4 separate regions of the Homo sapiens genome follow, and all the other regions are linked to region 2. Evidence: chromatin contacts called from ENCODE Hi-C or POLR2A ChIA-PET data. All regions are on one chromosome and are shown on one strand. The core of a region is the stretch at or near the end of the contact, and the rest is flanking DNA. Distances in the headings are between cores, read along the strand shown.

Region 1 (3,567 bases), core at 809-3,308, 2.4 Mb after region 2:
AAAAATCATAAGATCTATAGATTTAGAAAAGGAGAGACTTTGTTTCTTATAAGGAGTTACAGCCTGCAAGGTGGCCATTCTGCAGGCTGGGAAGCATGCCTCCAGCCAAGACCACATACAGACACTTCAGAGGAGGAGTTGGAGTAGGAACTTTATGCTTAACTGGTTGGCTAAACATACATATTCAACAAGTTAGAGGAGCGGCTATGAATATTCATGAAAGTGGTCTTGACACATGCATATTAAACAAATATGCATGTTTAACAGACAATCCATGTTCACTTTGGGGTGGAGACTTAACATTTAAATGTATTTACAGTTTGGTCCTATACATCAAAATATCTTTTCAGGAAGTTACGTAAGCATGCAATCACTACAAATTGGCCAGAACAAGTCCATGGTCAGTGACCTTCTTATCAGGAGAAAGTAACTGAAATCAATAAAAGCTGTAGTTACGGCTGGTGGGAGAGGGTTGTTAGTGTCTGGTGGTCGATGAACTGCAAATTGTTTTAATACTGTGAGGCCAGCGCTTGTTTAGCTGCTAAAGAAAAACCTTGAAGCATAGTGAGAACATAGTTTATTTTTCAAGCGTAGGGATGCATGACTTTTAACCCTTGCTTGGCATGGGCTTAGGTCCTGTTTATACTTTGGTATCTTATTGCCATGGAGTCAATTCCGTCAGTCCTATCATCTCCGTTTTTTTTTTTGAAACAGAGTTTCACTCTTGTCGCCCAGGCTGGAGTGCAATGGCACGATCTCCGCTCACTGCAACCTCCGCCTGCCGGGTTCAAACCATTCTCCTGCCTCGGCCTCCTGAGTAGCTGGGATTACAGGTGCGTGCCACCACGCCCGGCTAATTTTTGTATTTTTAGTAGAGACAGCGTTTCACCATGTTTGCCATACCTCAGGTGATCCACTCCTGACCTCAGGTGACCCACCTGCTTCGGCGTCCCAAAGTGCTGGGATTACAGGCGTAAGCCACCGCGCCTGGCCTCTATTTTAACTTTATGGCCAGTCAGCTATCTCCTCTAAATCACAAAAGGGAGAGGGTATAACCAGGTCCGTCTGACCTCCCATCCCGTTATGACTGGGAACTCAGTTGTTAAGATTTTGCTGGTGTCCCCTTGGCCTCACGGGGGTCTGTTCAGTTGTTGGGGGGCTTAGGATTTTAAATTTACAGACTTCGAAGAAGGGAACAAGATACACGTGTGAGGGAATAAGAGGAAGTTACCCGAGTCTGAGTCAGTGCTTCCTTCTCCACCGTGTAACTCCAACTTAGAGTTACTGCCACTCGGCTTCTATCGGCCACGTCTCTCCTGGGAAGGCAGGCAAGGGACGAAATGGAGGGAGACAAGGTTTTCGCTAGGGAAGCCTCGGCCCAGGACGCAGCGCCACCCGTTTTCCAATCAGCGCCGGGCACTGCATTCCTCCTAGGTCTCTTTCTTTCAGTAGAGACCTTTTAATAATAAATACTACTTACATTGCTTTACAGTTCACACTTGCGGTCATTATTTCAGTGGAGCTTTTCAACAGCTCTGTGAGACAGGTATTATTTCTATTTCGGAGCAGAGAGAACAGCGCCCTTGAGCCACAGGGCTCATACATCCGGAGCCTATCACCACTCCGCATCTTAAGCTCCCGGGATGACCGCGGACTGGCGGCCCAGGACCACTGCTCCAGCTGTTTCCCCAGGTAATCCACCTGCCTTGGGTTACCTTTTAGCGCGGCCCAGTTAGCCGCAACCAGCCACCATTTACCCGCTTTCCCCAAACCAGGAAAACCACAGAAACGCATGTGCGCGGCCAGTCTCTTCCACGCCCGGGAACGCAGAGCTTACAGACCAAGGCCGCCCAAGTCCCCTCACCCCAAAGGCTACCCAAGAACCCCGAGTAGGCTGTTTGGCTGACTCAGGCGCCCAACGCCCACCCGAACTGAGTCGCTAGGGAAACTCCCAACTGCCAGCTCGCCCGACCGGTGTTCACAGGCCACTCTAGCCGGGCTCAGAGAGACCGCAGTCTCGTTGCTCCTGGCTTGACGTCATCGGCAGGCGCCGCAGCGCAGTGGCGGGCACGCGCAGCCGAGAAGATGTCTCCGACGCCGCCGCTCTTCAGTTTGCCCGAAGCGCGGACGCGGTTTACGGTGAGCTGTAGAGGGGAGGGTGCAGGCCTGACCCGGCGCTATGCTTTGTCCTCTTCTCCCTGAAATTACTCGAATTTTGCCCTGGGGTAAAGTGAGACAGAGGTGTGTCCGCCTCAGCGTCCGCTCCGGGCCCCGTCGGAGGTTGAGGGGTAGGGAAAGACGCACTACCCGCCTCTTCTTTGTGGGCTGGGCCGTCCGCCTCCGCCCACCCTCCAGCGGGTCCCCGGACTGCGTGCTGGGCGCCTCGGCTCCCCGCTTGGAGTGCCCACCTGCAGACTACTGCTGGTTGGGTCCATCCTCTCAGCTCGTTTAGTGGGGCAGGTGTCTCGAGAAGGGGAAGGGGAGCTGCTGAAGGGGGAGGGTGGGAGTGGTTTCAGTCCAAAGACCTGGCTCCCGCCCTAGCCTTCTGAGCTACCAAGTGCTTGTTCCCGCCGTCTCTTCACCACCCCTTAACCCACCGTGTCTAACTCCTAAGCGATCGATGAGATCCTAAGCGGGAAAAGGCAGATAGATCACCTTGGGAAGGGTAACCAGATGCTATTTTATTCTTGCTCAATGTGGAAGGGTGGTTTTGAGCATTTGGGAAACACTTGACAGATCACTTTCTCATTTAACTATTAGAGTAACACTGTGAAGTAGGCTAAGTTGGTTATTCCTGGTACATGAGGTAGAAGCTGACACCCCCCAAAAAGTTGTGACTTCAGTGGTTTTTCTGACTTTAGACACTCTGTTCTTTTTATGTTGCTCGTCACAGCAACGTAAGTATGAAGAACACTTTTAAGTTGCCTGACTCTATTCGTCTCTAGCATTTGCACCAACATTTCTCAGATATTCGGCTGTGTTTTGGTAGTTATAGGGATGCCAGGATGAAAATTGTGTGAAAGAAAAATTCATCCTTTGTAGTAAGTAGTTTTCTTGTTTGCAGGGTTATATATATATATATATACATATATATACGTATACGTATAATATATATATACACACACACACAGTGTGAGGTTTTTTTTAAATGGATTATATTTTGTGTATGTCATCATAATCATTTTCTTTGTGTGCGTTTTGCTGCAATCTCTGGTGCTTTGAAAGCCTGCTAAGAGTAACTGTTAGGACTATCCAAGATCATATTGGCGGCCGGGCGCAGTGGCTCACGCCTGTAAATGCAGTACTTCGGGAGGCCGAGGCGGGCGGATCACCTGAGGTCAAGAGTTCAAGGCCAGCCTGGCCAACATGGCAAAGCCCCGTCTCTACTAAAAATACGAAAATTAGCCAGGCGTGGTGGTGGGCGCTGTAATCCCATCTACTTGGGAGGCTGAGGCAGGAGAATCGCTTGAACCCGGACAGCGGAGGTTGCAGTGAGCCAAGATCATGCCAGTGCACAACACCTGGGCAACAGAGGGAGACTCCATCTCAAAAAAAAAAAAAAAAATC
Region 2 (3,346 bases), core at 374-2,873:
ATTCATTTATCCATTCTAATCTGGGCATTTACAATGTCGCAGGCACAGTTCTAGACGCTGGGACTACAGCTGTGAACAAAAGAAAGTCCTTACTTCTCCAATCGTTTTCATTCTACGGATCACGATTTCAATTATTTCAGCAACCATACAGTTATATGGTCTAGAACATTTCTAAACCTATCAGCCTCACGACAAAACACGGCTTCAAAGTTCTTTTTTTCCCTTGGACGCTAAGTGTTCTTAACAGCTTAAAAAGGGACCTCATATGGTTAATTCAGAGCATGACAATATTCCTTCTTCAAAGCTCAGGCAATGCCACCACCTCATATCTATAAAGTACATCACAGTTTAAAGCGGATTTCCCTCCACGTTCATTTTCAAAGCGAACCAATACACGGGGTAGGTACGTTTTCTGGTGCTCCACAGCCACCCATACCAACCTTTGACTTGGTTTGGAAATTCCCAAGGGTTAGGGCTCAGACAGGCAGAAGGCCAGCTCTACCTGCAGAGCTGACCTGGACAAGTGTCTCCGTGCGGAAGGATCCCCCCCGCCGCCCCGCCCCAGAAGGACCTGCAACCTCGACAGGGCAACCCGGGGACACCCCGCATCATCTAATGAACTTGGGGGAGATGACTCCGGGCATTTCACAACTTCCCACCGTCGCAACACTCACAACAGAGCCCCTGGGCGTTAACTCCCTTCTCTCGTTTTAAAAAAGTTACAAAGTAAAAACAGACACCACCAACGGCTTTCCCTAGACTGCAGGGCCGCAACCGGGCTAAGCTCGCCCAGGGCCAACAAACGCTGAGCTCTCCACCCGGGCCGGCAAGGCCTCCCGTAAAAGGAGCGGAGGCAGAGGGAGGGCCACGGGGGAGCCGGCCCTGCACTTCGAGGCCCGGGCCAGGGCCCGCCCGAGGCGTCCGGCCACCAGGTCACGGACATGGCGGGCACACGGGAGAGGGAAGCCAAGGCCGCAGGACCGGGACCGGGTGACAGGTTTATTGCCCTCAGTGAGCAAGTTGAGTTTCTCATCACCCTCCCGCCCCCAAGTCTACACGCGCATCCCTTCCTCGCCCCTTCGCGTACCTGACACACACACGCGCGAAATCCCGCGTAGTCCGAGCGCTCCCCGACCTGCAGAGGCCGGTCCCCGAGCTCGGACTCCTTTTCGCGCCGATCAAACAAGTACACCGTCCTGTGGCCGACGCCTCCGCCATCCTCCTCAGTCCCCACAGAGGCCCCACCAGGCCCGCCGCCGTCCGCCGCTGCCATATTGGGGAAAAGGAGAAAAGACAGCGACGCCTGCCGCCGCCGGGCTCAGGGCTGAGGTGCGCGCTCCGCGCGGCGCCTTCAGCTCCAGCTCCCGGGGCGGCTCGAGGCCTCGGCCCGGCGCGCTGCAGCTCCTCGTCAGCGGCGGCGGCCGAGCAGCGGCAGGCGCGAGGATCACCCGGGAACCGATTCAAACGCGCTCCTGCCCGTGCACCACGTCACTTCCGCGGCCCGCCACTCCTGAGGAGAAGGGGACGCGCGGCGCGCTCCTCACCGGGCCCGGGCCCAGCGCCTATCGCCGCCCACGCGAGCCTCACGGTGCGACCCGCGACCAGCGCCGCCGCCGGGACTGTGGCGCAGGAGGAAGAGCGGTGGCGGGTGGCGGGCGGCGGGCGACAGCGAGGGGCGGGGCGAATCCAGCAGGCCGCGCGGGCAGGGGCGGGGCTTCGCCGCGCGCGCGCCCGGGGCCCGCCCCCTCGGCCCTCGCGAAGTTGGAAGGAGGCTGAGTCTTTCGCGGCTGCCTGCGCCCTGCGGGTAGTCCTCAGAGGCCGAGGCGGGAGAGCAGGGCTCGGGGGCAGCGGGGGAATCTCCCGAAGAGCTGTGTTCTCTCTGTGGAAAGGGCCCCGCTGCCTTCCCGCCTCTCCAGGATCCCGACTGAGCTTGTAGGTGCCGCGCCGGCTGACTGAGCCCTCTCTGGCTGGGTCGCGTGGACGCGGCGGCGGGAAGCTTCAGGCCGGCGGTACTCGCCGGGCGCAGAGTCCACCAAAGCGAGCACGTGGGTCCCTCTGCCGAGAAAATAGGCGCTACGAGAGCCGGCGCCCCTTTTTCCTCCTCATTTCTTAGTAGTACTGGGTGGGCTCCAGCGTGGGCCCCCGAGGCAAAGCGGGTCCGTGAGAACGTCAGAAGGGCGCTCTGTGACGTCACAGCGTCCCCGCCCCCCGCACCCTCTGGGGGCCCTGGAGCGCCGACGGCATTCGGGGTACGGGGGTGACTCCAGCGCCCTAGTTTTAACGCTGCCTGCGCTTCGCGGTCTCCCACGTGCGTGTAAATTCTGAAAGAACCCACGCCACAGTTACTAGGGTTAAATTAGATGTTCGCAAAATTCTTAAGGCCTAATACGTTTTCAATCAAAGCCTTTAATCGTCGTTACCGGGCAGCGTTTCATTAACTATCCTCATCGTGGGCAGGTAGTGCCCTAACTCAACAAATAAAATGCCATTGTTAGAGGACTAGGTTTACTCTCCAGTTCTTAGAAATCGTGAATACTGTATACTTGAGAGTGGTATGTAAATTCAGAAACCCAAAGGTAGCAGATAGAGGGGTTTTTCAAATCTCAGAATATAAGCCTGGATAATAGTGCGTTTTCTGTTTTACTAGGTTTGCTAAAACCTTATATGGACAGACTTACAAAGTTAGTGTTATGTTAGAAACCTAGATTTGCTTGTGGATGTCAAGACGTTTCAAGATCGTGGGGAATGTGTGTATAAATTGACTACACATATACTAGAGGTAGACACCAACTAGAACGAAATTGTGAAGGCGTGTTTGGGGAACATACATTGTTTGGCTGGAAGTGAGGAGAACTGAGCGGTAGATGGTGGAAGATAAAATTGGAAAGACATAAACTGTGGCCAAATGCCGTTCATGTTCCTTAAGGTGGAGGTGGAGGAAAAGAAAACAAAAAAGTAACCCCCGATTCTAATGGAATTTCTTTGAAGTCTGATGTTTTATTTACCTTTCAAATTCATGCGAATGTCTCATTCTATTCCTTTATATAGTGGTATTTGAGTTAAATGACTCAAAGAAAAACACAAATTGTTTTTCTAATTCTTAGTTAATGGGTAAGATGAATTGCCTCTCTACTTCAGCAAATTGAGATTAGAGCTGGAGATTCGTCATCAGGGCAATTTCTCATTTCTTTGTAATACCAGATTATACAAGCACACCTCTTTCATGTCTTTAGAAGAGATTTCAGGATCATCTCTAAGAGATTTTTTTTTTAATGGTGCCAGAGAAGTGTACTGCAGTATTATGGGCAGCTCTTGATGGGAACATTGATGTCTTACCTTGTTGAGA
Region 3 (3,135 bases), core at 183-2,682, 2.5 Mb after region 2:
ATAGTACTTAAAATGTTCTCTTCATTTTAATATAGAGCTTTTTGCTGACCCTCAAAATACAGATTCTCAATATGGAGAGGTCAAAGGAAGGGACCTTAGAAATCTACTTGAGTTCCTTCATTTGGGGGATGAGGAAAAGATCTGATTAAATATTTAAGATAAAGCTCAAATTTTAAAAAAGAAACTCTGGTCAGCGCTGGCATTTTGAGGAAACAGAGGGGTTTTGTTTTATGTGTGTGAATCTACTGGTGTGTTTAAGTATTAGAATATTTCAAGAGCCATTCTACTGTTGTTATGGCTTTAGAAAGGGGTTGGGCAATCATTAAGAATTCGATTCAAGATTCTAGACCATCAAGAATCCACCTTGAGATCAAACAATACTCTTGATTCGTATCATGCTTTGTAAATGCTGAATCTTCAATAAAGGAACTGTAACAGAATAAACAGGGATGGTCAACGAATCACACACCTACAGCCAATTGGAGACACCACACATATTTTAGGTGCCATTTTGAATAAGGCTAGGGAGCAGCAAGGTCCATTCCCTAAGTAAAAGTGATCCCTGGCCAGTACCCTGGACTGTCAGCAAGCAAACAATACAAGCCCCTGTCAAACGCCAATCAAGAAATGACACCCCGGGGATATGTGTATTCATCTACTTCTGAAAGCTCACACCACGTTTCGGATACAGAAATCCAATGCAACGTTTGATGAAACGAAAACGAAGCAAAAAGGTTTACAATCTGCCTCGGGACAAAACTAAAACTGGTACCAAAGGGGCGGTCGAACAAAGGCAAGGGGCAAGAGAAGGGCGAAGGACGACGAAGGGCGGCGAACGCCGCTTGGCAACCCCAAGAAGGGTCGCTCCATCCCTCCCCTTCTTCCCCGCTCCCTTCCACGGCGACCACTGAGAAGCCCAAAGGAATCTCCCTGCACCTCCAGCCTGGCCCAGCGCCCCAGGACACACCCTCACTTTCACCGCACACCAGGGCAGCGTCAGAAACTATTCTGCAGAGTCACGACTTTGAGAGGCTTCCCCATCTCCACTCCCCCCACCCATCGGTGGCTCAGGGGGACGGCGCTCCCCTGCCACGCAGGGCTCCGACCCAGCCGGGAGAGGGGACGGTGCCTGGGTCATCTCCGCGCCGCCGGCCCCGCGCACCCCACCCCGGCCCCTCCCAGTCCATGCCGGGTGCCCGCCCGTGCAGGCCAGGCCTACGCGGAGGCCTAGCGCCGGTCCGGTGTGCTGCGCGCGAGGCCAGGACAGGGCTCACCGGAGTAGAGCGGCATGGCGGGGCGCGGCGGGAGGCGGCGGCGCAGGAGAGCTGGGCCTGACGAGGGCGGCAAAGGGACGGGGACCAGGAGCAGCTGCGGCGGCGGCCGAGGCGGAGGCGCGGTGGTGGCGGCGGCTTCGGTGCGACGAGTCTCATTCAAACCGGCCACTGGCGATGACGCAGCAACACGCAAAACACCCGTGCAGCTCCGGAGCGACTGCAGCGAGGAGACTGGGCGGCAGGACCGGGGCGGGGCCTAGAGGTGGCGAGAGGAGGGAGGAGGGGGAAGGCGGTGGAGGGGTGGCGGGAAGGAAGGAGGGAGCAAGTGAGGGACGGGCGCGGGGCCCCATCCACCGCAGCAGGTGCGCGCCTGCGCACTGCCGCCCATCGCCCTGCGCGCACTGGCCACGTGGTCCTGGCGCGGCCCAGCCCTGCGGCAGATGAAGTGGGAACTTGGTATCCCACCTGCTGTCTGAGGCTGAGGCGGGAGAATCGCTTGAGCCCAGGAGGTCGAGGCTGCAGTGAGCTGTGATCGTGCCACCGCACTCCAGCCTGGGCGACAGAGCGAGACCCTGCCTCAAAATAAAATAAATAAAATTAGTGGTTGTAAAGTCAGAGGTGTTTTGAAACCCAGCTGTTACTAGCTAGCTGTATGATGTCTGCAAACCTCAGTTTTCTTTTCACCCACACCTCATTTTATTGCGTTCTATATATATATATTTATATATTTTTATATATTTATATATTTTTATATATTTATATATATTTATATATTTATATATATTTATATATATATATATATAAATTGAAGGTTTGTGGCAACCCTGGGTTAGTAAGTCCATCAGTTCTGTTTTTCTAACAGCATGTGCTCACTTCGTGTCTCTGTGTCACATTTTGGTAATTCTCACAATATTTTGAACTTTTTAAATACTATTATATCTGTTCCAGTGATCTATGATTACTATTTTAGTTGTTTTGGGGTGCCACTAACCACCCCCGTGTAAAACAGCTAACTCCAATGTTTTGTGTATTCTGACTGCTCTGGCAACAAGTCTTTTCCCACAAGGGTTCAAGGCTTGAGTTCAGGACACAACTGCAGGTGTGGTGGCAATAGCAAGAGAACTAGAATTAGAAGTGGAGCCCACAGATGTGACTGAATTGCTGCAATCTCAAGACAAAGCTTTAATGGGCAAGGAGTCGCTTCTTATGGATAAGCAAAGAAAGTGGTTTCTTGAGATGGAAACTACTCCTGGTGAAGACGCTGTGAACACTGTTGAATGACAACAAAGGATTTAGAATATCATAAACTATGGAACTGTTGATAAAACAGCAGCAGAATTTGACAGGATTGACTCTAATTTTGAAAGAAATTCAAATTTGAAAGTTCTTCTGTGGGTAAAATGCTGAACAGCACTGCATGTCACAGGGAAAACTTTCATGAAAGGAAGAGTCAATCGACGTGGCAGATTTCATTATTGTCTTATTTTAAGAAATTGCCACAGCTACCCCAAACTTTAGCATCCACCGCTCTGATCAGTCAGCAGCCATCAACATTAAGGCAAGCCCTCTGCCAGCAAAAAGATGATGATTCACTGATAGCTCAGATGATCCTTAGCATTTTTTAGCAGTAAAGTTTTGTTTGTTTGTTTTGAGACAGGGTCTCACTCTGTCACCCAGGCTGGAGTGCAGTGACGCAATTACGGCTCACTGCAGCCTCAACCTCCCAGCTCAAGCTATCCTCTCACCTCAGCCTCCTGAGTAACTGGGACCACACACGGCTAATTTTTTTTGTATGTTTTGTAAAGACGGGATTTCGCCATGTTGCCCTGGCTGGTGTTGAACTCCTGGTCTCAAGCAATCT
Region 4 (3,250 bases), core at 726-3,225, 2.6 Mb before region 2:
GCTCTTGTGAGGTTTACTGAAAAAAACTTGTTTTTTCCTTTGGTGGTGGTATCCTGTAGGTTTTTTACTATGGAGGAAAAAAAAAAACGCTGCTTTGAAACTGTCAGTAAATACGATCAAGACTCAATTTAAAACGGGACTCAAGCGTAGTTCATATGAGGCCAAGTTAATGGGGAGTTCCTTAGGAACTTTTGTAATACTAACTGGCAATAAAATAACTGCTACAACATGTCTTTATTTCGTCTTTCAAAAACAGTGTTTTCCCCTATCATCTTTAGGTAGATAAACTGTCCACGAAGGAGAGAGTGATCAGTTTATCTTAACATAAAGATTCCTAACTAGGAATTCAAAAAGATACTTCAGTGGGACGATATTGATCATCAGAATGACAAACCCATGAACGTTTTAGGAAAGGCAGTTTCAGATTTTTCTCCTTAGAGGGTTTCAAGAAACCCCTTGATTGAGAGGAGGGCACATATCCTCCTCTTACCTTCTTTGTTCCCAAAAGAGACTCAAAGAATTGTGAACCAAACTTTCATAATATAAAGTCTCTAATTACCTGAGAAAACTGCAGCCCAAAAATCTAAAGTGGCTTACCCAAAGTGAGGAAGTTAATACTATTCCTTTTAGTCCAAGAGAATAATGCCAACTGGATACAGCTCAAAGACTGCACCATTCCCATTATTTTTTGCCATTAGTTACGTTTAATTTTAAATATACCATCTTTGGCAGCAAAAATCAAGCTGGGCTTTCCTTCTCCTTTATAAATTGCATATATTTTTAACATATATTAACACTTTAAAACCGTGGGGTGGAAAGTTTAAAATGCCATAAAATAAGAATCATATATGCATTCTTTACACTGTAAAGCATTTTACCAGACATTAGAATCTGCATTCAGAATTCTTTCTCAGAACGTAAGTGTTCTTGAAGACATATATTTTGTCTTACTAATCTGTTTCTTCCAAGCACTACTGTACTAGGCATACGGTAAAGATATACATTCAAGTTTTAAAAGTAAATACTTTTTCCTGGTAGTGGCCAGGGCCTGCGTTCCTCAGACCAAAAGGCGCAAACTGGCATTGCTGTGATTTCAGAAGAGAAGTGAAATGTATAAAACGAAGTAATTCTGGGGAAGGAAAATGTCACAATTTTTCTTCAGTGTTGTCAGGCACACTAACCCGGGAAGCCGTCTCTGGGCCTGAACTATCCAAATTAGTGTCCGAGGAAGTGTGACAAATGCAGGCCCTTCCAAGTTTGACCCTGATTCTCAAAGGTGGCCAAAAGCCGTCTCTAGAAACGGCGGTGGCAGCGGCGTGATTCTGGGAGGTCCATTCAACTTTTAACAGGTCCTGGGCAGTGACCGGGTTGCTGGGCAGTGCAAAGGCATAGAGATTGGCGAGAACAGGCGGCGATCAAGCTTCCCAGCGAGGGTCAAAGTCCAGCAGCTTGGAACTAGTGAGCCGGGCTTGTAGGAGTGAAGCGGCTCGCGCGGGCCCGGCCGGCAGCCGCTCCCCAGACACCGGGGATCCGGCCCGACTGTTTCCTACCCACGACGGCGAAGACCCGCTACAGCGCGTCCACGAAGCCCCAGTACTGAGCCAGGACGGGGCTCTCCCTCTCGATGTAGGCGACTACGAACTGCTCCGCCAGCCGGTGAGGCAGCTAATTAAGAAAGCCACCTTCAGGATGTCTTTCGAGAATCTAGCCTCGAAGAAAGTCATGTAAGAGAACGCCTGCATCAAAAAGTCGGGAGGCCGGGCGGAGTCGCCGTTAAACGTCCAGGGAAAGCCACCAGGTGGGCCGGCGAACGCTCCCGGGCCAGCAGGTAGGCTTTCTCGCACAGCAGCCCCCGCACCCGGTCCGTAAGCTCGTTGTTCTCCCTGCGCCGGGCATGGTTCTAGGTCAGGAGGTCCTACATCATGACAGCCAACGCGTCCATCCTGCGCCTCCCCGCAGGCCTTGCTCCCCGCTCGGTCCCTCCCGGCCGCGGCGCTGCCGGAAGTGCGTGTCGGCGCGGGGGCGGATCCCGGTGGCGGCGAGGGGCGGACTCCGCGGACAAGGCCAGGCCTAGCCTTGAGCTCCGTCGGGCAGGGCCGCCGGGATTGGTGTCCGGCAGAGCGTGAGCCCAGCGGGCTGGAGTCGGCGAGCGGGAGTGAAAGAAGAAAAGCTAGAGAGCGAAGGCAAAGCCCGAGGAGAGAGGGCCGCGGTCGGCGGAGGAATCTGACTGCACGGTTGCGTGCGCTCACTCCCGGAGGGCTCCCTCAGGCGGGCGGCTCCGCTAGTGGCTAAAGGCAAAGCATTCCGGGGCGCGGCGCATGAAGTTGAGCTTCGTCCCTGCTAGCCGCCGCTTTCTCCCCAAAAATACATCCTAGCCTTAATGTTTATGCCTCCATTGCCCCAGTTCTTATCTGTTTTGCTCAATGTCTCATAGCTACAAGAAGGCAATTTCTGACGAAGCCCTCCGTCCCTTCCAAATGGATTATTTTGGCGGGCTTCCACCCGGACAGTATGCCACCCGAATGACTGGACAAGTGCACGGGAGCGGCTGTCATTTGCGGAGTGCGCCTTGCGATCTAGGCGCCTCACAGCGCAAATTATCCAGTAATTTCTCTGAAATCGATGCTGGTTTGTTTTCCCAAGGCAAATCAGCAGCTTATACAGACATTGGGGCCACAAAGCCGGTGGAACAACGGGAGACGGCTTCCTGAGTGTCAGGTCCTCCAAGATGAGCTTAAACTTCGGGTGGTGGGCAGGCTCGGTAGGCGGGAAAGGCCCGTGTCCAGATGAATGCAGTCCATGTTTATATTGATGAAAGACACGTATACCATTTGGTCCAGCTCAACCATTCTTAACAAGTGCTGGCTGTGAGCACTGGTGTGTGTGTGCCTGCGTGCAACCAGCAATGTAAGTGATGACCAGCTGCATGATGCCTTAATTTGAGTGGACAAAGTCGGTCAAGAACCACTTTCAGGCTTCTGGGTCTCCAAGTCTTTGTCTCCCTGTATCCAAACGAGGCATTCCAAGTTTGACAGCATGGAACATTGCATGTCCGAAATACCAACCGTGAAACTGGGTAAAAAGCTTCAGGAGGTGATATTGATGTGTATAGTTTAGGAAATAAAACCCAATACTTACTTCAAAGAACGTAATTTGTGGCTTTTTAGAGAGAAGGATACTTTGACAGTTTTCATTTGTCGTCTACATGTATATGGTACGTTTCATTCTGCCTTTTAATTAATTTGGTATT

What was found. Hi-C counts contacts between places; a loop is a spot of excess contacts on that map. ChIA-PET counts read pairs that join two places held with the same protein, here RNA polymerase II (POLR2A). Pooled maps may share reads with other maps.
Region 1: a loop to region 2 is called in a pooled map, with 21 times the contacts of the local background. The contact joins the promoter of THOC1 here to the promoter of SMCHD1 in region 2. A Hi-C loop is called at or near these places in 14 of 50 pooled maps.
Region 3: a loop to region 2 is called in a map of ascending aorta, with 8 times the contacts of the local background. The contact joins the promoter of USP14 here to the promoter of SMCHD1 in region 2. A Hi-C loop is called at or near these places in 1 of 168 maps with a recorded cell type or tissue (ascending aorta) and 8 of 50 pooled maps. POLR2A ChIA-PET finds 5 or more read pairs at or near these places in 1 of 52 experiments (OCI-LY7).
Region 4: a loop to region 2 is called in a map of ascending aorta, with 8 times the contacts of the local background. The contact joins the promoter of LINC00667 here to the promoter of SMCHD1 in region 2. A Hi-C loop is called at or near these places in 2 of 168 maps with a recorded cell type or tissue (ascending aorta and naive thymus-derived CD4-positive, alpha-beta T cell) and 18 of 50 pooled maps.

What each region holds. Positions count from the first base shown.
Region 1 is chr18:266,538-270,104 of GRCh38, reverse strand. THOC1 (THO complex subunit 1) reads left to right here and starts at 2,058. Exons shown (of 21, transcript NM_005131.3): 1 at 2,058-2,139. The coding sequence starts at 2,086. RefSeq lists a silencer at 1,150-1,329 and an enhancer at 1,720-2,189.
Region 2 is chr18:2,654,003-2,657,348 of GRCh38, reverse strand. SMCHD1 (structural maintenance of chromosomes flexible hinge domain containing 1) reads right to left here and starts at 1,623. Exons shown (of 48, transcript NM_015295.3): 1 at 1,088-1,623. The coding sequence starts at 1,273. It also overlaps the pseudogene CBX3P2. RefSeq lists silencers at 921-1,100, 1,331-1,780 and an enhancer at 2,815-3,346.
Region 3 is chr18:156,854-159,988 of GRCh38, reverse strand. It overlaps USP14 (ubiquitin specific peptidase 14), which reads right to left and starts at 1,432. Exons shown (of 16, transcript NM_005151.4): 1 at 1,275-1,432. The coding sequence starts at 1,290. It overlaps LOC105371951 (a long non-coding RNA gene), which reads right to left. Exons shown (of 4, transcript XR_935081.2): 4 at 1,820-1,846. RefSeq lists silencers at 1,041-1,220, 1,491-1,760.
Region 4 is chr18:5,236,825-5,240,074 of GRCh38, reverse strand. It overlaps LINC00667 (long intergenic non-protein coding RNA 667), which reads right to left and starts at 1,975. Exons shown (of 3, transcript NR_015389.1): 1 at 1,026-1,975. LINC00526 (long intergenic non-protein coding RNA 526) reads left to right here and starts at 2,046. Exons shown (of 1, transcript NR_026849.1): 1 at 2,046-3,250. RefSeq lists an enhancer at 1,460-1,639 and a silencer at 1,860-2,029.